Linked DNA regions of Homo sapiens: region 2 is linked to region 1. Evidence: read pairs that join two places in POLR2A ChIA-PET (ENCODE). Cell type or tissue: PC-9. All regions are shown on one strand. Links, peaks and the distances in the headings refer to the core of each region. The heading gives the core; the rest is flanking DNA. Region 1 has its middle 17 kb from the start of CCDC144NL-AS1. Region 2 overlaps SPECC1 (sperm antigen with calponin homology and coiled-coil domains 1).

Evidence for each region. ChIA-PET counts read pairs that join two places held together with the same protein. Peaks named below come from ENCODE experiments on the same cell type or tissue, not always from the same donor. Only the 100,000 strongest peaks of a DNase experiment are listed, where the experiment ranks them.
Region 2: POLR2A ChIA-PET joins it to region 1 with 6 read pairs; 1 of 35 experiments calls an interaction of 5 or more read pairs at or near these places.

What each region holds. Positions count from the first base shown.
Region 1 is chr17:20,844,226-20,859,498 of GRCh38, reverse strand. It overlaps the pseudogene ABHD17AP6. Among named protein-coding and RNA genes, the nearest start is that of CCDC144NL-AS1, 17 kb to the left of the region's middle. In PC-9, for the core only: a CTCF peak has its summit at 10,440 (motif pointing right); a DNase peak (open chromatin) is centred at 7,789; H3K4me3 peaks cover 1,670 bases.
Region 2 is chr17:20,166,171-20,181,443 of GRCh38, reverse strand. The region is part of intron 3 of SPECC1 (sperm antigen with calponin homology and coiled-coil domains 1); the gene reads right to left. Among named protein-coding and RNA genes, the nearest start is that of SPECC1, 160 kb to the right of the region's middle. In PC-9, for the core only: no CTCF peak of the experiment used is centred there; a DNase peak (open chromatin) is centred at 6,643; H3K4me3 peaks cover 629 bases; H3K27ac peaks cover 3,821 bases.

The DNA of each region.
Region 1 (15,273 bases), core at 5,862-10,861:
AAGTGCTAATGGTTTGTATGAACACATCACAACTGGGAATAAAAAGGTTATTCACTTTTTATGGCAAACCTTTTCTTTTTCTCTATGGTTCATGGTCTAAGGCTTTGTTTTTTAGACACTTTGATATTTCTTCAATAATATTTGGAAAAACCTTTATTATTGATAAAGTATTGAGAATCAGCCCGCTTGTTTCATATAATTGAGTAGATATATTCTAGAGAGTTAAATCACATATTTTAGATTTAGATTTAACTTTTATGTTTTAGATCTTAAACTCAACCATACATACTATTAATTTCCATATTTCAAGTAATATCACTGCTGATTCTCTGCCCCAGATGGATGGTTCTTCTATTTTTGGTATTATCCAGGCCCTTTCTCTATAATCTCTTTTCACAATAATTATAAAATTTGATCCTTTGTCCTTCATTGTCACTGAAAATAGAGAATTTTAAATTGAAATAGAGACTTACTATGATACCTTTCTAAATATAATGCGTTGATTAGTGGTAAAGTCTGGAAAGGCCTCTGGATTTGGACTGAGCCATGCTAACAAGTTTCTTGGTTCTCCAGCTTGCACGTGGCCTATTATGAGACTTCTTAGCCTCTGAAATCAGATAAGCCAATTCTCCTAATAAATGTCTTCTCTTCACTTCTTCTCTCGCTCTCTGTCTATACACACACACACACACACACACACACACACACATCTTCTATCAGTTCTGTTTCTCTGGAGAACCCTACCTAAATCAGAGTTCTTAACAGTTTTATTTCCTCTGGAGAATAATATATGTACATCTTATATGTGTAATTTAAATGACTACACATGCTACTTTTAATGTTATATTTATCAAAAAGCATGTAAAGTCTAAGATTATATGGGCCAGCATTTAATGTTTTCCAAAAGGGAATTTTGAATAAAGTGAAATTGATTTTTTAAGAATAAGCTGAAAAATTAAGGACACTTACAAAACTCTAAAAACACAATTAAAATGCTACATTTTGATTAGCAATGATTTTTTAAAAATTTAAATGATATCTTATTTGTATCTTTTTCTGTATTGAATTCGTAGACTGAGTAAAGTAGACTTCCCCAATGATGTGGGTGGGTCCCATCAATCAGTGGAAGTCTTGAATAGAATAAGAAGGCTGAGTTTCCTAGGAGTAAGAAGGAACTTCCTCCTACCTGAAAGCATTGAGATGGGACATTGGTTTCTTCCCACCTTTGGACTCAAACTGAAACTTTGGCTTTCATTGAGTGTCAAACCTGCCTGCCAGCTTTCACACTGGAGCTATGCCACCATCTCTCCTGAGTCTCCAGATTGCTGACTGCAGATCTTGGGATGTCTTTTCCCCCATAATCATGCTAAACAATGCCTTATTTCATCTCCCTGTCTCTTTCTCCTATTGGTTCTGTCTCTCTGGAAAACACTGACTAATATGATCACCATAACTGAACTCCAGATTAAAATTATGAGAGAAGTATGTAAAATGTATTTACTTTTAGTAAAACAGTAACATTTCTACTTAAATTTTTTTTTGGAAGAAAGTAGCTAAGTCTTGTTTTCCTGTAAAAGAATGTAAATAGACATTTTGACTCATTGCTGGTTTTTTCTTGTCTCAACCTTATTACTTAGAAAATATTGTATTTGTTTTACTTCTGAAAACATAAATGTCTTGCTTTACTTCTGAAAACAAATGGGCAAATAATGTTCTACCTTCTCTTACTAGCAAATACAATTATTTTTATTTTTTTCCAAAAGAAACTTAAGTAAATTCAATCAAGGGATGTACTTCAGAGCATATTTTTGGTTAATGCTAATTTGTAATTTTATGTTTGCCTTTTTATATAGGGCTATTTAGATGCCTATATTATTCTGTTTTTACATATATTTATTGCACATTTTTAATTTAAAATTTTTCCTGACTACAACTGCATGTTATAAACTCCTTGGTACATAACATTTTTGCAAACAATATGACTTCTTAGAGAAAAGCTAAAAATGAAATTATTAGGTCAAAAATATTTTACTAATTTCATATGTGAAGGCTCCATTTTGATATATTAGGCAATAACGTATATTGTTAAAGCTTTCTTTTTTGGTATATTCCTATATTAGACTTTTTAAATTACAGAGTTAATTATCATAGAATTATAATATGCTTTGATATTTAATATTTGGATTTGTTTCTATTACTCCTGGACAAATTACCAAAAATGTAGTATACTATTTTAGTACATTATACCAGTATATTAGTATTAGTAAATCATTAAAATTAATATAGTATTATTTTCTGTTACTTTATTGTCCTGCCTCAGTGCCTCATAAGAACTTTGAGCCCAGAATTATTATCTCAGGATTCTTTGGCAAACTACTGTAATCAGCAGATTAATGTAGTTTCTAATGGTCTCCATCTCCTGGGATTCCAACCCTTGTCTAATACCCTCCCCATGGGTGTCAGCTGGATCCATAGGCTTGCTGCTGTTGCACAGAATACAGCAAACATGATGAGAGGTTGATTCTGTGATTAGTTGACAAAAGATGTGACTTCTGTCTTGGACTCTTTTCAATGGCTTTTTTTTTTGGCTTCGCACATTTTGATGAAGAAACCTTCCCATACTGAAGAGGCTCACATTATATGGAATTCTGGACAACAGCTGTCAAAGTACTGAATATACCATCAAGCATGTGAGTGAGATTGATTATAACTTGTGAGAGTCTCTGAATAGAAGACCCAGTTAAGCCATGCCCAGATTCCTGCACCACAGAAACTTCGAGATAATAAAGGTTTTTTTTTTTTTTGTGGTGAAGAATATGTTTCTCATCTTTTTTTAAAATTTCATTATTATACTTTATTTTGGGATAATTTGTTATGGAGGAATTGACAAATAATATAAATACTTTTGAAATGTAACTTTTTTATCTTAATAAACATTTAACAAATCATTTGAAGATGGATAATCACAGATACAATTTTTACCAACATAACCAGGACTTTTCTTGTAACTTTGACTAATAGATGATCGTTTGAACATTACCACTTTGTAACTGCATTTCAGACTATGATTTAGTTGAATCACCCAAAGTGTGTAATGTCTTTTAATGTGCACTATCAATTCTGTTCTGCCATAATGACCTCATTTTGGCTTCTTAACTATATTCATCTGAGTCTTGTGGGGTGACTCTCTGAAGAAGAATGACTGTTAATACCAAGAACTTCTGTTGTTTCGATAAATAACAGCCAGATTACAGCCAGAACCTCAAGGTTGAGCACAGCTGCTGATGTTTGGAATCCCAGCCCTTTGGGATTAATAGGCCTAGACAGGAGGATCACTTGAGGACAGGAGTTTGAGACCAGATTGGGCTTTAATGCAAGATTTTGTCTCTGAAAAAAATAAAATAAAATAAGCTGGGCATGGTGTCACATGCCTTTAATCTTAGCTACTCAGAGGCTGAGCCTGGAGGATTGCTTGAGCCCAGTAGTTGAAGGTTACAGTAAGCTACGATAACACCACCACATCCCAGTCTGGGTGACAGAATGAGACCCTGCCAAAAAAAAAAAAAAAAAAAACCAGACTTCAGGATTTCCATACATTTTGCAAAATTCCATACAAACTGCATGCAAATTTTGGGCATATACAAGTTTTAAAAAAATAAAATTCATGGGTCCTGTCAGACATTCTCAAATGTTAAGGACCAGAGCTTAAGAAGACTAAGATCAGAGCAAGGGGCCAGGCACGGTGACTCACACCTGCAATCCCAGCACTTTGAGAGGCCAAGGCAGGCGGATTACGAGGCCAGGAGTTTGAGACCAGCCTGGCCAACATGGTGAAACCCCATCTCTACTAAAAATATAAAAATTAGCTGGTGTGATGGCATGTGCCTGTAATCTCAGCTACTCGGGAGGCTGAGGCAGGAGAATTGCTTGAACACAGGAGACGGAGGTTGCAGTGAGCCAAGATTGTGACACTGCACTCCAGCCTGGGCGACAGAGGGACTCTGTCTCAAAATAAATAAATAAATAAAAATAAATAAGAAATCAGAGCAATGTATATTTCATAAAGTCAGTGAGACCTTTCATACATTTTAGGGAAGCTTTTTATAAGATAGAAACCAAAGGTCCATGTTTTAAAAGTTATTGATTTATTTATAGATATACTCAATACATATATACTTGTTGACTAGTATGTATGCTATGCTAGCAAATCAAGATACAGCTAGTATTGTAACCCAAACCCTAACTCTACCCACTTTAGTCTTTTTATCCTAACTCTCCCCTAACAGTTCTTACTGTGTAACAGGTTAGCTATGTTAGTAAGTGTGGCAACACATCGTAGTGGAGGAAGTGCTATAAGAGGATATCAACGCCCAATGGGAATATCTAGGAAGTGCAGCCAATGTAGATTTCCACAAGAAAGCTAAACCTTAGATGATCCAAGAAAGATAAAAAGATGCTAAGCCATAAAATGGAAGAAGGCAAATTATATGAACAGAAAATTGCAACTGCAAAGATGATGGAGTGTGTTACAATAAAAGCACAGAAGGCAAAGATTTAGTATGATTTCAACATATTTTGTATGAAGGGAGAAATTAGAAGTGACATGGAATGAGTAGGCAGAATACATTATGAAGGGTCCGTCATGTTTTTGAATTTAAATTTATTTTGTTTTACATTTCTAATAGAATCGGGAAAAGCTGAAAATCCGTAGTTTCTAATTGAATGTTTTAAGAATCCTGTTATTTCTTTTAATTAAAAAACAGTCATTCAAATGAAAATATATACATTCTACCTTTTATGCATTTTGCTTTTAAGATATTTGAATGATTTATTATAATTTTACAGGCACTTCTCTTTTTATTGACAATTATAATATGCCTTGTATTTGTTGTAATAACAGTTTTAAAATTATGAGTTAATATTTTGTCCACTTTTATTTCATATAAAAAATAAACATAATTGTTCCTGAAAATATAATCTCATACAATTTAAGTGTTGAATAAATGAAAAATGTTCTCAAACTGGAAAGTTATAATAATTCAAACTGAAGCCCTGAGAGATTCAAGGCTTGAAATGGCTCTTCGAGAATGGTAAGAGAGGCTTCAATCTTAAAAATATAACTTTATTTACAAATCATAAAACATTAATTGCTGTTTACTATATTTGTTTTTAAATTTCTTTCCCAACATAGAAAAATAAATTACCAGCTACCTCAGTTTTACCATGGACCAATCTAATTACCACATAAGATTTACAGTCTCTCTTTGCTTTGTTAATTACATGCAAAACCTGTATTTTGATGTTTTGGAGAGTTTAATTTGCACTTAAATCACAACACTTCAATTTATCTTATTCATTTTGAGTTGCAGCTCTTTAAATATTGAATCTGTTATAATATTGCAGAATAGCTCACCACACTAAGAAAATTGCATTCCCAGTCTCTTCCCCATTCAAAGCACTTGTATCTGCACAAGTTGTCAAGAAGGGGCCAACTCCTTGTTTCACCATATGCTTTCCTCTGTTGCAACAAAACTGAGATATGTATGAGGACAGGGATACAGAAGATGTCAATACATATTTTCAAAGAGTACATGAATAAGTGAATGAATAAATTAGGATCATTTGATGAGGATAGCCATCAAATATGTTGAACACTGATACTCAGAATTATAAAAATAACAGTCATCAAAGTAAAACCCTAAGCCTGTAGGTCGTAGATCTCATGTTAATTAGTTTACCACACAGCAGGATCTGACCTTCCTTTTGGAAGCTACCAATGCTGCTTTTGTCAAATTTTGAGTGGCTGAATCATGCTTAAAACACACATAAAATGCAGTCTTATAGTATGATAAATAAATAAAATATAGAGAATAGTAATTGGTTGAAATCAGTAAATTGTCTCCCTCTGATTACTCTATATGAGAAATCAAATTATAATCAGAAACAGGTTGAAAGTATAAAGGGGGAAGGTCAAGCTACTAAAGACAAGGAGCCAGCGTTCCCTGATGGAAACTAGAACCATTTAGAGGACAGGTAATGGTGTAGATGTCACCCATAGCAGAGGCAAAGGAGGAGGAACAACCTAGCTGTTACCCTTTGGGCACCGGCCGATTTCCTACACACCAGCTTTCATTGACTGAACCTGATCTGAAGCCAGCTGGCAAACGAACTTGAAAAAATATAATTTGCAGTTACTAAAGGGCGTCAAAGTATGCAAATCGTCTTAGAATGCAGGGTAATGGTCATTTGAAGACACTTGAATACTTTCATCCATTGTGACTCTGAGTTAGGAAGTAGACAGTGGGGCTTAAGGAAAGATTAAGTATTATCTTGATTGGAATTTCAAGAACGGGAAAGTCTAATCCCTTTCTTGTAAAAGACATCTTGATGGATTTCAACTAACTGAGAAACGAATCAGAATACTGACTCAAACCAGAGCTAAAGAGAAAAGTGTTTCTTTCTAAAAACCAGGTGTTGAGTTCCTTGGTAAGCCAATATTGGGTGTGCGCGCACAGAGTGGCCAGACCTCTCTCCACGCAGCTCTGGCTCTGTTCAATTCGGCAAGTGCACTCACAGCAGAACTGCCACCAATATAACGTCTTGACGATGGGCTCCAGGGTTTGACACTCAGCAGCGCCACCAGCTCTGTTTTCTCCCCAAGTAAGCCACTTTCTACCTCGCGAGCAGCAGATCGCCCTGTGCGCGCTATCCTTGGGGCGGGGAGGCCTGGCGCTCACCCAGCGAGCTCTACTGGTGCTGACGTCCGTTCAGGCCTTTAAATGTCTCTGTCCCTGCGCAGGAGGGAACAGACTTTGTAGCAGTCACTTTGCCCGAAGGGAGACGCGTCTCTGCTTTTGCAGACGGCAGCACCCCTGGCTCTTCCCAGCGTTGCGTTTGCCTCTGTCTTTGTCTCGAGTTTCCTGCAGGCTTTCCAGCGGGAGTTGCTTTTGGTATTCGCACCCGGGGCGTGAACCAACAGGACTCCCCATGCCTTGTGCTTTTTCAGTGGGTTCGAAGATCAGAGATTGCGAGGTGCGCTCGGTGATCGCTCAAGGAACAGGAAGCTTCCTCCCCCTGATTTGGTAGGGGGTGAATTTTTTTTTTTTTTTTTTTGAGCTGGCGAAAGCGTCCTCCCCGCTCCTGAAGCTACAACTTGTTTTGGTTTCTTCTCAGTTCTGTGTGTGGGTACAACATCAAAGTTTTTCTCCCTTACCCTTCCAAAAATCTATCCTTTTAATCCACCCTCCTCCCCCTGCGCTGTCTCCGCCAGGCCTTCTCGGTGTGCGGTGAGTGGATAGCGGGCGCGCAGTGTGGCAGTGGCGGCGAAGATTGGTGCTATAAAAGGGAAGGATCTGCTGCTGGGGGCTCCCTGGGTGACCCTTTGCCAGGCGAAAAGAGCTGGGTAAGGGCGTAGAAGAGGAGCTGGAACCTTCTGGGAACCTGGTGCCTGACACTGGATTTTGATCACCATCCTTATGTGTCTCTGATCCTTTTTTTCTCAATTGATAACTAGTCGAGAGAGAAGCGCTTGGCAGGAGCTCTCGGCGGGACCTAAGCTCTCTGGCTACTCGGGATCCCTATGTCTGCTGCTGCGGAAGGAGCAGAGGGGAGGACGCCAGAGGTTGCTTACTGGAGCCTGGCGGTAGGCAAGGGGGTGGGATCCTGATTCTCAGCCTAGATTCCAAAAGGGTGTCTGGTTTCATGGAAACATTCTTCTCACCCTCATTTGTCATCGCACACCCCACCCCCGCTTTTTGGATTCAGGTTCAGGAATAACCAAATCCTTGGCACCCACACAATGTGGAAGTACCTTTCACAGCTCATCGCCTGAATGTCTTGCTCCTTACATATATGTGTGTGTTTTGGGGGAATGTGAGCTTCTCAGGGAACTTGATGCCTTGCAGATTATGAGAATGTCAAACTTGATTTTATTCAGTTTCTTATAGGATGTGTTTCCTGTGGGCAAGAATTATAGGAAATAAATGTCAGTGTCATATACAACTGCAGTAGCAGCTCGGAAATCACCTTCATTTCCCCCCAAAAGTTTTCCCCATGCAAGTTTTCTTACTGTCCACATGTAGTAAATGGAGACTTGGCTTGTTCCATTATATGTAAACGGGGGGGGGTCACATCCTTCTCTTTTAAATTGGGGGATATCAAAGACATTAGAGTTTATCTCTTTTATCTCTCTCATCGTTATCTCTAGCTCTAGCCCTCTTTCTGTCTCTCACTTTCCTACCATCCTGACTTCTTTCCTTCTTTATCTTTTCTTCTCTTCCTTCTCTCCTTCCTTCCTTCTTTCCTTCCTTCCTTCCTTCTCTTTCTCTTTCTCTCATTTTCTTTCTTTCCATGTGCTGCTCATTAATAAATATAATGTGAATTTCGAGAGAATGGAACACTTTTGCAATATACAGGGATGATAAAAGACTTCTTTCCTACCTTGCCTGAAGTTTTTATTTAAGTATCTGATCCTTTTTAGTTGTGAGGTAATTTGAAGGATGACTGAACTAATATCTTGGGTGCAATTCAGCATGGTAAGATTTTGTATACAGTATGTTTAATTGTTCCCTACTCTTACACATTAGCTAATAACAGGAATTACATGAATTGTTAGAAAAGGCCCTTGATTTTTTGCAAACAATATTTTTGAACTGTGGGGAAATGTTAAAAATCAATATTACAATTTTCGTGGCAAGCATATGGATTCATAGGTGAAAAGAGAGAGCCAAGTTAACCTTAAGAGAGTGGTTTAATGAAAAATCAGTGCCTGGAATTTCATATCTGCATACAGTAATCAGTGAAATAAATGAACCCGTTAGTATTCAGATCTTGTTTAGTGCCTGAAGATGCTTAACAGTTGAGATTTACAACTCCTAACACACAAGATACTGGTTCAAGAGGTTCCAATTAATTGCATTCTAACAGGATGAGTGATTCCAGTTCTCCTAGTTCAAGAAGTATTCTATGAAATTTACAGGCTTAGTGTTAATGAAGATTTTTGTGAGGGAGGGTATCATACTTGCATGTTAATCTAAAAACTTTCCCTAGTATTTATCTTCTTGAAATTTTCTTGTTTTCTTCTATCAATGCCATTATTATTGTCATGGCTGTCCTATTAGAAGATGGGTATTCTTAAATACCAAAATTTTATCATTTGTATATTTGCAGCCTTGGATGGTGGCCCTTTGAGATTTAAACAAGGAAGCACTAATACTGAGGTGACGGAAATGCTTCAGCATTATTAAAATCTCAAGTTAAAAAATCAGTGTACTGATGGATTTGGTTAGATGATAGCTTTAACTAAACATTATGATTATCACTTTCTCACTGGAGAGATAAAAACTTTTTAAATTTATTCTCACCTTTTAATTTCATATATTTATCTTTTTCCCTACTGATGCTGCAAAGCAGTTCAGGTCACTCATGAAATTATACAAAGAGAAAGTAAATTTAACAGTGCCTACAATCATGTTTTTCTAGTAAATTTCTTCATTTCCATTAATAAAACTCCACAAAGGTAACATAAAAGTGAAAGAGATGATTGGTTACATTCTGAACCCAATGGTGAGTTTGGTGATTTTATTGAGTTTATTTTTGAAAATAACATCTCCATGAAATTCTTAATTTTTCCCACTCTTTCCAGCCTAAAGATGTTGGTCATTCATTACTGTGATCTTCAATCTGTGTGATGTTCATTGACACTGTGGTTTCAGAGTTCTAATTTCCCCCTTTTGTCCTATTTTCATATACAGTGCTATTTTACAGAACGTGTTTTTGTCATCATAAGCATTAGAGTTTTCTATTAATTAAAAAGTTTGCCCAATAACAGTACAGCATCACATATCAATAGACAAAAAGAATATTGTGTTTGCTTATTTTCTTCAAATAACCACTTTAGTCAACTGACATTTCCCAGTTGTCTTATGCTATATCAAAGTGTTGGCTGGCTTCTAGTTTAAACTATCTACATGTCGAAATTTAAAAAAAATGCAGCTTGCATGCTTTAATGAAATGTCCTCTCTAATAATGCATGTAATGGAATAATGTGAATTATAAACTTATTCTTTAATTTTATTTATTTTATTGAAACTCTAATAATCTCTTTTGATATTTGGTTGGTGTTACACTAAGAATTTGGAAACCTGGGGAAAAAAATTAGGAAACTAGTTTAAATCTCGGAAAATATACTTAACCTAAGAGAAGTTTGTTTTTGCTTCATATTAACCCCAAATCACACGCGTTATGATTGATATATTGAGATTGACACATAGTGACAGAGCATCCAGAATTTCTGCCATAGTTCAAGGGCTTCTTTGTAAAATAATTACATCACTGATAGCAAACACAATCAATTTCTATGTAAAAAAAATAAAGAATTTTGTTTTGCTGCTCTAGAAATTCATTTTCCTTTCACATAGCCTCTTTCCCCATAGGGTGAGAGAGAGAGTAGTCCACAGGGTGGCACTATTGTGATGCATAGTATTTTGAATAATTTTACCCTTGAGCCATCTTTAGCCACATTAATACTAATGGAAACATTGACTTTTCTCCAATGATAAATTTTTTGACACTTTTTTTTCTGCAAGCCAATGGATATCTATTGGAAGGTGTTAGTGCCCATTTATTGGCAAAAAACTGCCTTTTTAAAAATAATCCCCCAAGAGGATCTAGTAGCCACCACTCCTATCTTTTCTCTTCTCTCTTCATCCTCTGTGCTCTGATGAAAATCATATATCTATAGAATATATATATGTAATCTCTTAAATTGATTTCACATAAATCAGAAATATATATTTTTCATTAACTATAGGTTATATATATTCTCATCCCTGTCCTATGTTCATAGAATGAGAATGGCTCTTCTTCCACATACTACATTTGCATTTACATTGAATTCATCCATGCTACCTAAAAAAGTCCATTCGCACTAATAGTAATTTAATGGATTCCTTAACAGGATTGATTTGTGTTTTAAAAGAAGATCACTAGAAGACAAATCTTAACACACGTCTCCCCTGAAGGTTTTCAAGTCCTTAGACAAAATGAAAAAACAGAACAACAACAACAAAAAAACCACTACAACCTAGTCTCACAAGCCACAGCCACTTGTATGTAAGTCCAGTCCTATGACCTACTTAAGGCCTGCATCTGTTTGATATCCCATGTCTGGGAGTGCCAGAGCCTATTCAAAGTCTTCAGGTACAAATAAGAAACAACTTGGGTAGAAACTCACATTTTAACAATGAAACTGGACATTAACATTACAAAATATATAGAATAGGAGGTGGAATCCAGGGACTAGCGATACTTCGGAAAGGTCAAACCCATGTTCGAGAACATGTTTGAAAATACGGAGAACAGGAGGTGGAATCCAGGGACTTGAGATGCTTCAGAAAGGTCAAACACATGTTAGATCCTCTGTCTTGGTATGCCATTTCTTGGTATGCCATTTGCTCAGCTTTATGAGTGGGATTAGACTAGAAGACAGCTTTGTGGTACAGAGAGCAAATCCAAGAGGCAAGAGAGATCATGGTGCCTCGGTTCAGCCCGTATTTTCTTTAGGAGTGGGAGTGGGGAGAGGACATTTGCCTGCAGGTTTCTGGAGGTTTTTCTTTTGCCAGTGTGAGAAATTATTTTATGCTATGCCAACTAAAAGTTTGATTCTTGGTGAAAAGTGATTACTTTTTCTTTAATTCTTAAAAGTATTTCATGATTGTTTTGTAAGAATTGTACTTCTTTGGTTACTTTACAGTGGAATTCTTATGGTTGATCAGCCATTCAATTTAAATAAATTATCTTACATTTTATGAAAAAATACTCTTACACTAAGATGTTTCTGGACTGCATCCTACAGCTGAGTAAAGTTGGGTAAAGTAGAAATATTGGCCTATGTTTTAAAGATGAACAAATCATTGGAAATGATTTATATAACTATGTTTTTTCACTTTTCTAAAGTTCTTATTTGTGAATGACTCAGTTAAGTCTCCACCTCTTTTTCAGTGTTGAATTCCTTTCAAGAATGAAGCGAGGAAGAGAAAGGAAGTAGAATGATCAGTTTTGACTTAAGATATTTAACTATGGGCCAGGCACAGTGGCTTATGCCCGTAATCCCAGCACTTTGGGAGGCCAAGACTGGATCACTTGAGCTAGAGTGAGCCTGAGCAACATAGTGAGACCCTGTCTATATAAAATGTATATATATAATATATATAAAATATGTATTATATATTATATATACATATATGAATATATAATTATATATAATATATACATATATAAATATATAATTATATATAATATATACATATATAAATATATGTTATATGAAATATATAATATATGTATATAAATATATAATATATACTTATATACATATATGTATATAATATATACTATATTATATATTATATGTATATAATAAATATATACCATATATTATATGTATATAATAAATATATACCATATATTATATATTATATATATTATATATACATATAGAGAGAGCGAGAGTATATTTAACTATGAATGATCCTTAAAAAGGTTTTCAATGTCATTTTCTCATTTTTTATACATTCTTCAAATCAGAAAATCATGTATATGTAAGTATATATGTCCACATATACATATGATGTTAGAGTTTTTTCCTATATTTATCGAACTTTTTTTTTTTTACAATTACCACATGTACCCTTTTTCACCTTAACACAGCATTCCCCAAACTTTTTGGCACCAGGGACCAGTTTTGTGGAAGAAAATTTTTCACAGACCAGGGATGGCTGGGTGAGTGGGTTGTGGGGATGGGGGTATGTGAAACTCTTCCACTTTACATCATCAGGCATTAGTTATTAGATTCTCATAAGGAGTGTGCAACATATATTCCTCACATGCGCAGTTAACAGTAGGGTTCCTGGTCCTATGAGAATCTAATGCCGCTCTGAGTTCTGACAGGAGGCGGAGCTCAGGTGGTAATGCCACCCAGCATTACCTGTCCCGCAGGTCACCACCTGCTGTGAGGCCCAGTTCCTAACAGGCCATGAGCAGGTAACTGGTCTGCAGCTCCTGGGGTGGGCGACCCCTGCTCTATGGTGTTTTCCACATTGCCAACAAGGACAGACTTTTTTGAATAACTAATAAGTTATTAAATAATCTGTGGGCTTCACTCAAAATGCTTCTATAAAGAAATTTTTAAAAAGACAACTAACAAACAAATAGGCATGTTAGAAACCCATAATATTCCAGTTTTTATTTCTTTGCTAAAACATATAAGTTAAATTCTATTCAAATTATTATCTCTACTGTATATTCTCATAGATTCCAATATGTTTAGGAGAGTAAAAATTGAGTTTAGCAATGTTGTGATTTAGTAATTTGATGAAACAATAGAATCTAATTGCTGTTTAAAAATAGTTTTCTAACATAAACATATGTATACAGAACAGTTTTTACTAATGCATTATGTATTAAATTAACATTTGTATGACATGTTATGTTCTTTAAAATGGGTTCATAAATATGACAAAATTTTAAATTATTTTTAATTTTAAAGGACTTTAGCTGCAAAGATGCATGCATGAATTTGAGCTGATATCATTTGAGTTGATTTTATATAGTATTATTTAAAAATTTTAGGAGCATTGAGTTCTTACAACTTAATATAATTGAAAAAATATATTAATTATTGTACCACTGATAGATTATATATTATTTATGGCTTTGCAATATACTTGAAAACCTAGTACTTCATGTTTTTAATTGTCTTCTTATTTCTCTAAGAAACATTCTACTAAATTATTGAAAACGGAATTGGAAATTTTTAGGGTGCAAATATTCAAATTTCACACTCAAAATTATTGTTTTCCTCCTAAAATTCTAAAAGTTATAATAAGTAAATGTAATAATGTAATAACTAAAATGTGACATTATAATCAATGGGTATTATGATTTGCTCTCTTTAAGGTTCTGAAACGTATTAACTAAAAAAAGTAAATACTTTAAACTTCTGTAGATGTGTATTCTTGCTATTTTGTACAGATGTGAGGGAATGTAATTTATTCTCTATTTTTATAACTAGAGCTATAAAACATATAACCTATGCAAATGCTTGTAACACACATGCAAAAAAAAATAATAGTTTTCCAAGAATGCCTACAATCCCCAGGCTTCTCACAGTTGTTCACTCAGTGAAATATGTTGTGTGTTCTTAGCTTTACGAATGTTTTTCAATTGGTATTTAGAATACATCTGGACCACGATATACTGATGACATTTGGCATGTATTAAGAAATAACAAACCCATTTTTAAACACCCTATTTCCAGAAATAACAGGTTAAATTTGGTGAAACAGTACAGTGAATCTGTATTTTTAACTGGGGGCATATGCTTAGGCAAGGGCATATTGGTTATTATAATGAAAATAGAGAAAGGGATGGGCAAGAAAGGAATAGTACTCCCACTCATCTCCAAATGGGAAAAGAAAGACTATAGATTTGGGAATTAAGTCTTAGAAAAGGAGATTAACTGTGCTAGGCAAAAATTTAATTAATAAATAAAAAGTTGGCCAGTGCAGACTTACTTTAATGAGCTCCAAAATAATTTAAAATGATATCATTCCAGTTTAATAAATATTATTTGTGACTTCTACATTAGATACTATATTTTCATCTGGAAAACTATATTTTTCTACATGATAAGTAATCAAAAACACATATTAGAAATTTTAATTGTATATATTTATCTGTTCAAAATAACTATAAGCTAGAGAATTTAGATATTAAAAAATAATAATGAATTATGTTATAATTATTTTGTGCCAGTTATTACTTTACATTACATTTATTAACTCATTTGATTCTTGTAACTTTACAAACTCCTAGTATTTTCTAAAGTTATTGCTAGCTAGGCATTTTATGTTCAGGAAAGTTTAAAACTTTGTCCAAAATTTCCCAGTTAGAAAGACACTGATTGTGGATTCAAATCAAGGGTCCAGATATTGTGTTCTTGATTTCTTTTTTTTTTTTTAATTTTAAATCTTTAATTTCCGTTTTCACGTATTTTCTTCTTGCTTCCAAAAGGAAAGGAGTGCGTAGCTCTGTTGCCTGTACATCGTCCACAGCCCCTGGGTCGGGGCGGGGTCCCCCGGGCCGCCCGGGGGGTCCACATGCAGCCCCTGGGGGGCCGGCGCGGGGTGAGGTCCGGGGGCCGCCTTATTGCTGAGGTCCGGCCGGTTGGGGCCGCCGCTAGGCGCGCTGGCTGGGCAGCTCCTGGGAGATGAA
Region 2 (15,273 bases), core at 4,495-9,494, 680 kb after region 1:
ACCTATAACAATGGATTCTTCTTTGCTAATACTTTTTCCTTTTTCCTTTAATCAAGAATAATTTCCATTATTTGCCTTTTCAAAGAACTAGTGTTGTTCTTATTTATCTTCTCTACCATTTTATTTTCTATTTCATTCATTTCAGCTTTTACCTTTCTCTTTATTTTGTACTTTTTTCTAGTTTCATAAGTTGAATATTTCGCTCTTATATTTTCAGTCTTTCTTTTCTTATACTAATAAAAGCATCTAAGATTATACTTTTTCCTGACTATAGATTCAGTTCTATTCTACAAATTTTGATATCAAAAGGCTTCTATTTCTTTTATTTCTAGATGATTTATAATTTGTCTAGATTTTCTTTTGGTGCAGAGATTATTTTACAACAGTGGCTCTTAACTCCAAGGTAGTTTTTGTTGTTGTTGTTATAATCATCTCTTTTTTTTTACCACTAATTTCACTGGACTGACAGGACAGGTTATTGCATACAAAAATCAAAATTTTCATATTTCACTTTTTGTTTTCTGTGATAAATGACATGATCAACTTCTGTAAATACTCCCTAGACCTAGGGGAAAATGTACATTCCCTGTACATTTTCGCAATAAATATGTTTGCAACATATGCAATACATTTGTTGCATATGTTGTTTCTAACCTCTATACTTTTGCTTTTTTGTTTCAAAGGTTGAAAACTGGCAGGCTGCAAGCAAGCTACAAATATATTTTGTTTGGCTGGCAAAGTGCTTTAAAATGTATGAATTTCAATGCCTTTAGGCAAGACATGCATTATCCAGTTCGCTGTGCAATTCCCACCATCCCTGGTCTCTCACCATATAATTCACATATTCATGCCACCCACCGGCCCCTGTGAGCATCCAAGTTGGCAATTTAGCTTAGCTGACCCGTCAAATTAGAAAAGACACATAATTAGCATCTCTTAGTAGAATATGTTTCTTACCAAATTCTTTTGTTCCTGGTGTTTGTTCTATGCATTTTGCTGCTTAAAGGCAGTTATACTTTATATTTTTGGTTTCTACCAATATATAGTACCTCTTAGTCCTGTTCAATGCTTTTGTTCTTGCATCTTGCTCTGACACTAATATTCTGGACCTTTGTTTTTTAATAGGTGAGTTTAGCTGATGAGTATTTACTGTGGGGCTGCTCATTTGGCTTTACTGTTTCCACTTGATTTTGTTTACTATTTGTTAACTCATTTCATCTTTTTCCTCTCCTCGCTTTTGCTAATTTGATATTACTTCTCTTTATTCCTTCCTGGCCTGCTTACCTCTGTGCTCACTATCATCCTTGATCCCTGTTATTTTGGGAATACTATGTTTTACTACTTGGTTAGTAGTTACCTGCCATTTCTAACACTCTTAATTAAACCTTCATCCAAACTAAATAACCATGCCCCCCAGTCCCACACCAACAAAGATGAAATTTTTAGAGGAATTTTATATCTGAATGCCTGCAATCCTAGTTCAGGATTTTGCTGAGATGGTCTAGAATTTTTAGTTCCACGCTATTTCCTAGATGTTCCAAGGCAGTACGATCCTTCCAAGAATTCTTACTTTACACTTACATTCTGAATCTTCAGCCGTGTTAATATCTTCCATTTATGTATGCAATGTTTCCTGCTGCAACATTCACTGCTCTCTACTGTTACTTATATTATTCATTTTCTTCTATCTTCATATTTCTATTCTGAGCCAATTACCAGCATCCAATTGGACATCTGAATATTTGTTCAAATGAGATGGATGAATCCCTCATGGCTAAAAATATTCTTCTTTTGCCCTGGTTCGCTGAATTATATCTGGGCAAGAGTACTTGATCTCTGACATTCTTTCTGACTACCTAGCTTTTGAACCCTTCTTTCCTAAGCCTGGGGACTTTCCCACCTTATTAGTCTCAGTTAAAGGTAGGGTCTACCTCCCATTAAATAAGCTAAAAATGCCAGCTGCCTGCCTTCTCAGTGCCCCCTTGCAGCTAGGAGGCCCCCTTGACCCTGCCATTATTTACACCTGTCCCAGACTTTGATTCAGGAACTAATGCTGCAAAGCAAGGACTATGATGGAAAATGCTCACTGCAAGAATGGTAGCTGCAGCAAGATCAAGATCCCAGAAAGCAGTGGCCAAGGCACTCACTGTAGACTTTAGTGCCTGCAGCATCTGGTGCAAGCTACACTGTCTACGCCCAGGAACACAGCAGCAGCATCCGGCCTGGGCCAATTCTGTGTAAGATTTGATGCGCTGTCCCTGGCTGCAGTGCCTGCAGACATCTCTCTCTAGCCCTTCTAACAATTTCACAGCAACTCAACATCTTTAAAAATTTATTAGCCAACCAAAATCAGCTTCTGTGGCATGCAAGTAAAAACCCAGGCTGATATGTCTGAATACAGAAGATTTATATTAGTTCCTTAGAGTCAATAATCCATACAGACTCTATTCTAGCTTCTTTGTGAAGTGGGTAAGAATTCCTATGGCATCCCAATTTCCCTCAAAACAGACCTATCTTCCTGCCTAGAAGTTGACAGGATTTCTATCTTTATTGCTGCAGTCCAGCAATTGTCTTTTAAAAAAGAATTCCATGAGTCCTTTCAATCTGAAGTCTAACATTTTATTCAGCTCAGATGGGTTTCTTCTTTTATAATACGATGTATTTTCCATCTGTTACTTTGTCCCCTTCTAAGAATCCTATCATTCAATTATTAGGTCTCCTACATAGATCCCTTAAGCATCTTACATTTTTCACCTCACAATATCTTTGTTTTACAAGACACTCCTTCCAGAAAATTAATTCAGTTCTCAACACAGTCTGTTACCCTTTGTATTTCATCTAGTAAAAGTTTTAAATCAGGAGTAATCACTCTTTAAAAGTTAGTACTTATTTTTCTGGTTAATGCTTTCTTCTGCCTCTCTGATTTAGTTATGCTTGTTGTGAATGTTCAGCTTGATATCTCCATCTCAAGTTATTAAACCCCCTTTTAAGTGGATCACACTATTTCTTTGCTAAATGTGGGTTTGGCCCTTGGCACCCACACAAATCATCACACAGAGAAAAACACAGAAGTTTCCACTCTAGAGCCCAGGAGTAAATGAAAGGGCACACTGGGGTCTCCTCCACCTAGACACGGGAACATTTCTACCTGATCTCACGTCTCAAGAGAATAAACAGAGGAGAAGCACTCCTGCCCTGAGGAAACATTCAAAAACTTAAACACAGATCTATGTGTTAGTATTATTTAAAATAGAGAGGAGTCGGGAGTGGTGGCTCATGCCTGCAGTCCCAGCTACTAGGGAGGCTGAGGTGGGAGGATTGCTTGAGCCTGAGAAGTCAAGGCTGCAGTGAGCAGTGATCGTACCACTGCACCCCAGCCTGGGTGACAGGGCAAGACAGACCCTGCCTCAAAAATAAATAAATAAAATAAAATATGGCTGGGTGAGGTGGCTCATGCCTGTTAATCCCAGCACTTTGGGAGGCCGAGGCAGGCGGATCACGAGGTCAGGAGTTCAAGACCATTCTGGCCAACATGGTGAAACCCCGTCTCTAGTAAAAATACAAAAATTAGCCGGGCGTGGTGGCACATGCCTGTGGGCCCAGCTACTCGGGAGGCTGAGGCAGAAGAATTGCTTAAACCCAGAAGGCGGAGGTTGCAGTGAGCCGAGATCGCGCCACTGCACTCCAGCCTGGGCGACAGAGAAAGACTCTGTCTCAAAAAATAATAATAAATAAAATAAAATACAAAAATATTGAATCTAACAATGAAGGATTAAATAAATTATGGTAATATATACAATAGGATATTATGGAGATGTTAAGGATAGTTGAGAGTATTTAATTACATGAAGAAATGTTGATATGCCGTTAACTAAAGAATTCAAGATATGAAATTTAATATACAGTGAGGTTTCAACTGGGTAAACAGACACACAAATGGCTCAATAATGACACTACACAGAAATGTCAACAGTCATTATCTCTGAGTAGCAGGGCTTTGAATGATTTTATTTTCTTGATCTATTTATTTGGTTTCTTCATTTTCTAGAAGAAGAAAACTACTTACACAATCAGACAAAAATTTATAATTGAAAAGCCACCAAAACAACTCCACTGGCTCCCCTCTCTTTACAGGATACATTAGAAGCTCATTATCACAGCACATTCTAGTTTTAACCTACAATTTTCTTTGCCTACCACTCTCCTCAATATACCCTGTGTCTTAGCAACATCAAAGATTTCACTATTCCTCAAAATTGCTGGATTTTTTTTACAAGTCTATTTCTTAGCAAGTGTTGTTTCCTCAGCCTAAAAGCCTTCCAAACTTCCCTGGCCTCTTCATCCTTTAGGACTCAGCTCAAACATCTCTCTTCTATCAAACTTTTCCCAATGTCCTCAGAAATAACTGCTTCCTTGTCTGAGGTCCACACCTTTGGCTCAGGGTACCGCTGTGCAAGTCCCACCTGCACTATGCTATGATAAAAGGTTTACACATCTACCTTCCTGCAGCACACTGAATAACAATCCCCCAAATATGTCCACATCCTAATCCCTAGAACCTGTGAGTATGTCACACAACAAAGGGATTTTGCAGATGTGCTTAAGGATATTGAGATAAAGAGATTATCCTGAATTCTCTGCTGGGCTCAATATAATCACCAGGGTTTTACAACAGGGATGCAAGACAATCAGGGACGGAAAAAGGAGATGTGATGACAGCCCAAGAGGTTGAAGCAATATACTCTGAAGAGGGAAGAAGGGGCCACAAGCTGAGGAATGCTTGTGGCCTCTAGAAGCTGGGAAGGCAAGGAAACTGATATTCCCCTGAAGCCTCCAGAAGGAACACAGCCCTGCCAGTACCTTGACTTTAGACTTCTAACCTCTAGAACTGCCAGGAAATAATTCTGCATTGTTTTTGAATCCACTAAATTTGTAGTTATTTGTTATAGCAGCAACAGGAACCAATACACTCCCTGACTACATAAATAATACCTTAGAGAAGGCAAGAAGGGTAGTGGGAGAAGGAGAGGGACACGGAAGTAGGGAGAAGCACCTGTCTGCATTTGGTGAGAAATGAAATGTTGCCTACCCTCAAGTAAAATGACTGAAAAGTAGGAAAACGAGGCGGAGAAGACAAAAGAAAAAGAGAAGGGGTTAAGATTTTTTGAAACTAACATTTTCTGATAATTTATTTAACATTTATTAACATTCATTGAGAACTTATTAACTTCTGGGCTTTGTTCAAAGAACTCCCTAAGGAAATACTAACAGCCCCATTTTACACAGGAGGGGAATGTAGCAAGCAAGCAAGAAACTAGCCTGCGATCCTACAGCTAGTAAATAAAGGAAGCCAGGATAAGAATTTTCGCTCCAGAAAGCATGAAGAAAAAAACTTCTATGCAGAGAATCTGCAGAAATTTGCGCATTTACATAAGCCAAGGGGGCTGAATATAGTTTAAATCAGGCCTAATTCATTTAAAAAATACTCTCTACTCAATGTGCCATAGGTCAGTATGGTTCTCTTTTATGAGTAGTTGAATTCACACCTGGATTCAAATCCCTTGGCATGACACAGGAGAAGTTCACAGACTAGGAATGCTGCACTAAAGCCTACCCTACATGTGCATCCAGCCCACTGTCCCACCCGGCAGAGGCCCAGGCCCCCTAGGGACCTGAGCTACAGAAGTCCCAGTACTTAATCTCCAGGAGCAGAACAGTCATGGGTACCCACATACCCAGCAAGGCCAGTGTAGTAATAGTCCTTCAGAAAGTCAACCAATTTTCAGTAAGATGTTTAAAGAAAAACATCTTTGTTAAAAGGGAAAATGTCACATCAGAAAAGATTGCTGTCACTTGCAAAATAATGATCACTAGCAATACTGAACACTACAGAAAATCCAATCAATGAATGAGAAGACCGACTAAGAATACTGAAATGAATAGAAGTTTTAAAAATTTAAGAGACATAGAGGACTGAAAAGATCCAATACAAGTATAACAGGAAAGCCAGAGAGCCAGGAGAGGGCACACACAGAAGAAAAAGTAATGGAAGAAAACTTGCAGTAAACAAAAGCATTAAAAGATTTTAAAGGGAGTGCCAATTTCTAGGCAAAAATTAATAAAATGGTATTCACGCTTAGATGATGATCAACTGCCTGAATTCGAAGTGCTGTGCTGGCTTAGGGCAAATGACTTATGAGTGGAGGTGGTGGTGAGGGGTTCTAACGTGATGATGATGGCATCAGGAGCTTTGGCATGACTACATCCCCTCTGGGGGCTGCAGGCTGAAGGTCCTGGGCCCACAGCATTACCCCAGAAACAGAGGCGCACTTTCTTGACAACTGGCCAGGGCTCTCCCGCCAAAACTGAGCTGCGGAGCACAGAGGCGGCCCCAGGCTGTCCAGGGGCCTCTGACCCCACCCTCCACACTGCAGGGTGAGCCTGACCTGGCCTGCCCACCCACCACAGGCAAAGAGGAGGTTAAGATTTTTTTTGAAACTAACATTTCAAAAAATTTTGACCAAAATTTTGCCTTGGTCATTTTGACCAAGGCAGAGGGCTTGGTCAAATGAGGTGCCAGGAAGCAGGCCCTGGTGAGGTCGGCAAGGAGCGGAAGAAAATGAGTCAGGTCTAGGCGCTGACCTCCTGAGTCAGCCAGGCTGAATGCCGGCGGGACCTGTGGTCAGCCAGGGAGCCACCTCCCCGAGAATAAACTTTTGAAAGAAGAAAATACTCGGTGAGTGTTTGAGATGTATAAAGGAAATGAAGGGCAAGACTGCTGGAAAAGGCAAAGAAACAGATTCTCTGCAGACTCCCCTCCAAGACTGATGGGGGGGAGAGACTGATGTGACCACCTGGTCTCCATTTGGGACACGGTGAAGGCCCATTCCAGCTCAATCCCCTGGGACTGAAGAGGCAGCTATCGCAGCTGCATCCATCTTAGCTTCTCCCTCTGCCCAACCGGCTTCCCTCACCCCCTCATTGGTACTGTTCCCAGAAGCAACCCCCATAAACTCTGCACACAAATCTGGGTCTTGAGTCCTGCTTCCCTGGGAAGTAACCAGGAAGATCAATTATCTCCTAACTGCATATTTACAGTATATCAATTTAATTTTTAAAATTTATTTTATTTAAAAATCACCTTTATTGTAATTTAAATTCCAGTATTATAATAGTCTTTTCTTTTTTTAAACAGGGGTCAAAACTTCAACTGCCAGCCAGGTGTAGTGGCTTAGGCATGTAAACAGCACTTTTGGAGGCTGAGGCAGGTGGATCAATTGAGGTCAGGAGTTCAAAACCAGCCTGACCAACGTGGTGAAACCCTGTCTCTACTAAAAATACCAAATTAGCCAAATGTGGTGGCACATGCCTGTAATCCCAGCTACTTGGGAGGTTGAGCAGGAGGATCGCTTGAACCTGGGAGGTGGAGATTGCAGTGAGCCGAGATCACACCACTGCACTCCAGCATGGGCAACAAAAGCAAAACTCCGTCTCCACAAAAACAAAAAAAAAAAACACCAAAAACTTCAACTGTCTATAGAGCTAAATAGGTAAATAAATGTTTGCAAGAGCCAAGTAAAGAACAAAGGGGCTGGCAGAAACTGCAGCAAGTGGAGAACTCAGGCCCAAAATGTTATAATTCAAAAAACTTTAAACACTGTAAGGCAAATGAATTTTGCCAATTTGTGTCCTGTGGACTGTACTTTCACAAAGACTGAATCAGCATTCACACAACTTTGCACTTAGCTTTGTTCATGTACCTTTATGCCCAACATTTCACCACGGTTGAGGTCTAATCCTGACAATTACAGTTTAAAACGGCAGTCTACACACTCTCCAATAAGGCAAGTTGCCATCATTACTTCGCCATTCCTTTATGGTTGAGATGGCTAGACTGCTGGGAGGCGACCTAGCAATGTTATAGTGATAGTGTCATTGGGGGTATACTGAATGTCACCATAATCATTTGTGAGCCCAGGTTTATTTCTCTAAATTTAGCTTTCCAGCACTGCTCCTGATACATATACAATAAACATGGCACTTTGATAAATAAAAGTGACCACAGCTGTCTCACAGATAATAAAACCATCTTAATGTTGCACAAATATCTTAAAGTCTGGAGAGAAACTTCTTTGGGAGTAATGGTCAAAGCTGACCATTTCACCTAAACGTGAAATAAAACAGAAACCTTTAGGTCAGCTAACAGTCTGCATTCTTTTCATGCCAGGGCAAAGGCTAGACTTGTATTCTAGTTATTGTTTCCCTGTGTTTCCCAGAGTGGACTGTGCATCCTTATTTGGAAATTTTCCTTTCTGGCCCACAATTAGGGGAAAAGAAATAGTAAAATTCAAAATGCTTTATAGTCTGGACTCACTAGAGCGTACAACAGAATTATATACTTCTAAAAATTGGAAGGGATTTCATAGATGTAGCCCAAGTCTTCATTTGACCAACATGAAAATCCATCAAGGTAAAGAAAGGAGGCAAAATGCACCTAGAGTGCCTTTTCTCTGAATCCAAAGTTTTGTCTAACAGTCCAACCTATCACCTAGGAAAAATGAAGCTTGTCATCCACTTATAATCAGGCCTCACCAAAGATCTCTCCTGTATCAGTTCTCTTCAAGTTAATCGCACACACCGTCTCATTTTCAAAACACTCAGATCTGACTCTTACAGCCTTGAGGGGTAAAGCAGATTAAAACTCATCAAGGGCTAGTGGGCACAGAGCTTACAGCACACTTCCATGTTTCTTCCCCCTGGCTTCAGTCCTCACTCTTCCTCCCCATGTCTCTCCCAACCCTCCCAGCACCTGGCTGCCCCTCCCATCTCACGTCCTCCCACGCTGGCCTGCCATGGGCCCTCACATAGAAAGAAGCCTGAATTTGTCTGCTGGCAAACCCTGGCTCAGCCCAACCAAGCCCTGGGGTTTATTCTGCAGTCACAGCAAACCAGGAGACTTGCCCCCTGAGAGAGAAAGGGAAAGGTCTACCTGAAGAGGTGACACTGGACTGAGACCTGAAATGGTTAAGTAGGAGACAGTATATTTTATCTTCCAAATTGGGGCACTTTTTGAGAGTAAAAATAACAGGAGTAAACTGATCCACAATCAGGTGTTAACTGGAAGTATCCTGTGCAAACTGGGCCTTGCAGTCAACCCATGGAGGATCAGCTGTAACACGCTGAGAGAGGAGCATCCAGGCACAGAGAAGCCCATGCAGGAGCCCTGAGGCCAGAAGGGGTGTGGTGTGGTACAAGAAAGCAACAGAAAGGAGGCCCACACACCTTCCACAGGTGCCAGGGCAGGGGAACAGCACCTGACCACATGCTTGTGCAGTGACACTTTATCTAAGACTCAGTTCTATGGCCACTCAGCTACCTGAGATAATGTCATCAGCGGGAAAAGGAAGAGAGCTCCAGAGAAGCTCAAAATGACTGTGCCCTAAACTCCACACCTGCATACTACTAGGAGAAGCACTTCTGGTCTGTATACAGTTCTGGCAGGTTTGGCTACCAGTCTCCAGGCACACAGGAACAGATTAGAGGCAGCAGATAAGAGAGGAATGACCAGAATGCTGGCAAGCACATGACCATGGTGTGGGCTGACCACAGCCATCAAGAAGCCCCAGAGCATCTCCAGAGTCAAAGCTGGTACCAGAATTCACATTAATAGGGATGAGACCAGCCTGAGCAATACAGCAAGACCCTACCTCTACTAAAAATTTAAAAAAATTAGCCAAGTGAGGTGGCACACGTCTGTGGTCCTAGCTACCCGAGAGGTTGAGGCAGGAGGATCACTTGAGCCTGGGAGGTCGAGGCTGCAGTGAGCCATGATTGCACCACTGCTCTCCAGCCTGGGTGACAACGCAAGACTCTGTCTCAAAAAAAAATAGGAATAACCTAAGTAATGAAAAAAACAGTAAATGAAAAAGGCATGTTTGTGATACTTCAAGCCCTGTTTTCTATCTGAAAGGGTTAGCATAAGGTTCTGGATACCAAAATTTACAGAAGAAGTCATTTTAATGTATAGTTTACACTAAAATTTCATCATTGATCTGATTACTGGTATCTCTTGATTTGCAATCTTTCTTCTTTCCCTTATGATTCAAAATCCCTATGAAAGCATAAAGCACAGGCTGTCAGGGAAGTTGTGCAGGAGGAACACAGAAACACAAATACAAACAGGCAAACAAAGCACTCAGAGCCACATACCCCTCTCACTCATACTTTGTTAACCTGCAAATACAGGCTGTTATATGACATTTTTGGTCCAGTTTGGAAGTATATTAATTCCATGTATCTTCAGCATACTATAACATACGACTGAGGGGAGAGCAAAAGAGGCCAAAATATAACTATAAACAGATAATTTTCATAACAGTTTTTTACCACTATGAATAGACTCTGTTTATCTGCTTACAGATCAAAAGGTTAGACTGCTTATAATGTAACCTTCCAAGATTTTTTTAAAATTTGGCTGCTTGTGCTAGAGAGAAAAGCAGGACCAATTAGAGAAAGAGATGAATTCTCTGGCAGATAAAACAAAGGGGATTTTCAAGGGCTTTGGAGGTGGTTGGTACCAGTTCTTTACTAGATATAGTTTCACATAAAAATGTATTACTTTATCTTTCTAGGTTTATCATAAACCGTAATCTTAACACTCAACCATAATTAGGCTTAATTTGGAACAGGAAGTTGGAAATGAGGGGAGCATAAAAGAAAAAAGAAAAATTTTTCTGAAGTAAAAGAGCAACAGTTAAAAAGGAAAAATAACAGAGAAAGAATGATATTGGTAAAAGAGTATTTACAAATACTTATGAAAGACTGAGGGAAAGGAGACCATGGTGATGTTAGGTCTCTGGGACAGGGATGAAAGGAGACAGTAGGGTGGGCAAGGTCCCAGTGATACCTGCACCCCCCTGGGAGTTCCACTGGCTCAGGATTTCTGGGTCACTTTTGTAGTGGTGTGGGGTGAGGAAAAACTCTTATGGACAAGCTTTCTGGAAGTTTGTGGTACTAAAATAATTTCTTTAATCCCAATATAAAACATTTGGCCAACCACATTCGTTTTGAAATATCAAACCTACTTTCTCCTGAGAATTCAAAACTTTCCTGGAAATACAAGGGACAGCTGCCATCAATTCATTAAAACCATACATTTTGCTAAGGACTCTGCAGAGTGTTGGAGACCATGGAGATGGCAAAGATAAACATGGATCCTCAGACAGTTCTTACTTAGCTGGAGAAGCAACCAACTGCAGCACAATGTCCATGTGAAGGCAGATGCCAAACAACACACATCCTGGCTAAGCAAGAAGGTAGCGGACAAACTGGACGGAGGAGGGCAGCAAGGGCAATGGAACAGCAGAGGCTGGGTCTGGTGGAAGGACAGCCCTATAAGTGTTTTTGTCCTGTGACGGTAAAGTCTTCAGGATACCTGGAACCCTTCAAAATTCTCAATATTTTAATGTTACTTCTATGATACTACATAGGCTGGTTTGATCTGATTGGAGCCATATAAAAAATTTTTGTAAGTAAAATAGAATTCAACAAACTAGAAATCCCGTACCTAAAGCAAATTGGCGCAACACATTCAAGAGGTAAAATCCAAACACTTCTCTGAGTTAGAAATGTTTAAAAGTCTGGCCATGAGCGGTGGCTCATGCCTGTTACACCAGCATTTTGGGAGGCCAGGGCAGGAGGATCCCTTGAGGCCAGGAGTTCGAGACCAGCCTGAACAACAGAGCAAGCCCCTGTCTCTTGGGAAAAAATGTCTAAAACCATAAGATCACAGAATGTTAAAATTATCAGGAACTTTAGAACTAACCATGCACACATACCCTTATTTTATATATAACGCAATAAGGGACCAAGAAAAATTAATGCTGTTAATTCACCTTTCATGTTAAAAAAAAAAAAATTCCAAAAGGAAGATTTAGAAAAACCTGACACAGTTTATTGTAAGGTGAAGATATTTAAATCCATCAAATCATTCTATCTAAAAAGAAAAATAGATCTGTGTGAATGCCCAAAAGGCATTTTGGAAAATTCAGCAGCTATTTCTGATTTTCAGAACTATAATATATAATGATAATTCCTCCACTTAATGGAGGACACCTACCACATCAACACCAGTGCCTCTGAGGAGATAGTTTGTATCTATGCCCCTGAGTAGATAGTTTATAGCTCCCACAGAGGCCTTGCACACTTCTTATTTCTTCCTCAGGTTTTATACATTTTGTTCATAGTGTGAATGAAACCTTTTAACAAACCATTGTGGCCAGAGTGGCTCACGCCTATAATCTCAGTACTTTGAGAGGCTGAGGTGGGTGGCTCACTTGAGCTCAGGAGTTCAAGACCAGCCTGGGCAACATAGTGAAACCCCGTCTCTACAAAAAATACAAAAATTAGCTGGGTGTGGTAGCGCATGCCTGTAGTCCCAGTTACTCAGGAAGCTGAGGTGGAAGGATTGCCTGGGCCTGGAAGGCACAGGTTGCAGTGAGCCCAGATAGCACCACTGTACTCCAGCCTGGATGACAGAGCAAGACCCTGCCTCAAAAAAATAAAATAAAATATACCATCGTTTCTGATTACTAACATAAAACTACTGTTACATATACATCTACATCATATAAGCATACACATACATATCTGAATCATTCAAGCATACAAGCACACACATATATATCTGAATTTATATACTCATTTCCAAGCTGGTTACCTTACTAAATTGCCATAAGTTCTCATGCTTTTTCAGTTGATCTCCTTGGTTATTCTAACAAGAGAATTCTAGTATCTACAAATAATGCTAATTTTTTCTCATTTTTTAATAACCATTTTTTTAAAATCTTACTGGTTTGGCTAGTATATTTGAAAACAGTGTCATACAGTCTTGTATGGGCACCACTGTTTTGTCCCTGACCTTTATGGGGATGTTTTTAGTTTCCTGTTAAGCATGGTATGTGCTGCTTTTAGAGCATTTTATTTATCTTCAGAAAAGATCCAGACTATTCCAACAGGAATTAAATGTTTATGAGGTAGATGTTAAATTTTATTAAATGCATTACTGACATACAGTATGATGTTAATTTTTATCTTTAAATGTACTGATATTTCCAATTCTATTTATATAATAATATTTTTGCATTCTTAGAATAAGCCACTTTTTAGCCAATGGTGTAATGTTTTTTTAAATGCATGGTTGGATTAAATGTGGCTGATATGTCAGTTAAGGAGAGCATCTACATTAGTAAGAATATACTGTGGCTTTCTTTGTTCATACCATCTTTGAAAAGCTTTGGTATCAGAAACAGTATTAACAGTATTAGTACTACTTTTATCAAAACAAATCGGAATGCTTTCCATCTTTTCTGTACTTTGGAATATTTTTCAAGTTTCTATTATTTGAATATCACCTTCATAATTTTGGCTATATTTGCATTCAGCTGTCTTATGTGTTTAATATTTTTCTGCATAAACTTAATATTGACTAATTTCTTCTTTGACTTAACCTGATCCTAAGCAACAGACATAGATTAAATGTACAAGTTATAGTTTTTCTAGCATATGTTAATTATTAAATTAAGAAATAATCATCTGTACATATCTTATTATATCCTCTGTAATATGTAATATCCAATATCTTTGGGAAACATACCACATAACTTTAAATAGCACAGAAATTACATTTTTCTCATATATGAAAAACTTTACCTATAACACCATCTGGATTCAGGATTATTTGAGGAGGTATTTTCTTTTTGTTTTTGAGACGTAGTTTCACTCAAGTTGCCCAGGCTGGAGTGCAATGGCACAATCTCAGCTCACTGCAACCTCCACCTCCTGGGTTCAAGTGATTCTCCTGCCTCAGCCTCCCGAGTAATTGGGATTACAGGCATGCACCACTATGCCCGTCTAATTTTGTGTTTTTAGTAGAGATAGGGTTTCTCCATGATGGTCAGGCTGGTCTCGAACTCCTGACTTTGGTGATCCGCCCATCTCGGCCTCCCAAAGTGCTAGGATTACAGGCCGTGAGCCACTGCGCCCAGCTGGGAGCTATTTTCTTAAGTCACTTTGTGACATCTTCCAAGAATATTTTTCTGTCCAAGTGTTTCATTTCTTTATGAATTGATTTTGGTAATTTTGTTTTCCTAATTTCATCAAGATTTTCTATTTTTTATTCTAGTTTTTAAAAAATATCCAACATTCCTGATTATATACATTATATATATAGTATATATATAAACACATATATGTAGCTAACATATTACATACACTATATATAATATAAATTATATATAATATAATATATATATACACATTACATATATATAGCTAATTTGGGGTATTTGTGTTATCCTATTTCTTGATGAGTCTAACTAAAACTTTACTTCATTTGTTTAACAAAGAACATACTCTTAGGCTTTTTCTGCCCCAGCCTCCTGAGTAGCTGGGACTACAAGCAGTGCCACCATGCCCAGCTAATTAAAAAAATTTTTTTTTGTACAGATGGTGTCTCACTGTGTTGCCCAGGCTAGTCTCCAACTCCTGGCCTCAAGCGGTCCTCTCACCTCAGCCTCCCAAAGTGTTGACATTTGCCACCATGCCTGGTCCCATATAATTTTTGGGGTTGTCTTCTCAGTTTGCTGAGGTTTTTTTAATAAACAGAGATCTCTGACAGGGACAAGGCTGGGCTAGGTACTGAGGAAAGAGAAGAGTGAAACAGACACAGTCGTAACTTACTTCATTAATGTCTGCCGTTTTTAAAAACTCCCTCCGGTTATCCCAGATTTCTTTTGTTGTTTCTTTTCTTTTGAATGTCCTTTGTGTAGAACTTAATTTTCATTCTTTATTTTTTGATAATAAAAGTTTTCAGAGGAATAAATTTGCTTATTATTTGTAACTTTATTAGTATTTCATAATTATTTTTCTAAATGATCTATAATTGTAGTTTTCAATTCCTATTTGACTCAAAATTTCCAAATAGAATAAGTTTTTAAAATGTCAACTTTCATTATTTACAGTTTTATTGCATTACGATCACAGAGTGACCAGTAAAATTTCCCTTGAACAACAGTAATGACGTTTTCTTCCTGGCCTTAGAATAGATCAATATATTAACCATTCCATGATAATTTTGAAAAAATGGTTTGTGTAAGACAGTTAAATTCTCCCACTTTACTTGTGAGTTTTTCCATGTGTTTCAAATAGGTTTTGCTTTAGTTATTTCCAGTGTTTTGCTATTTAGTGAGTGGACTTTGTAACTGCTACTTTTTA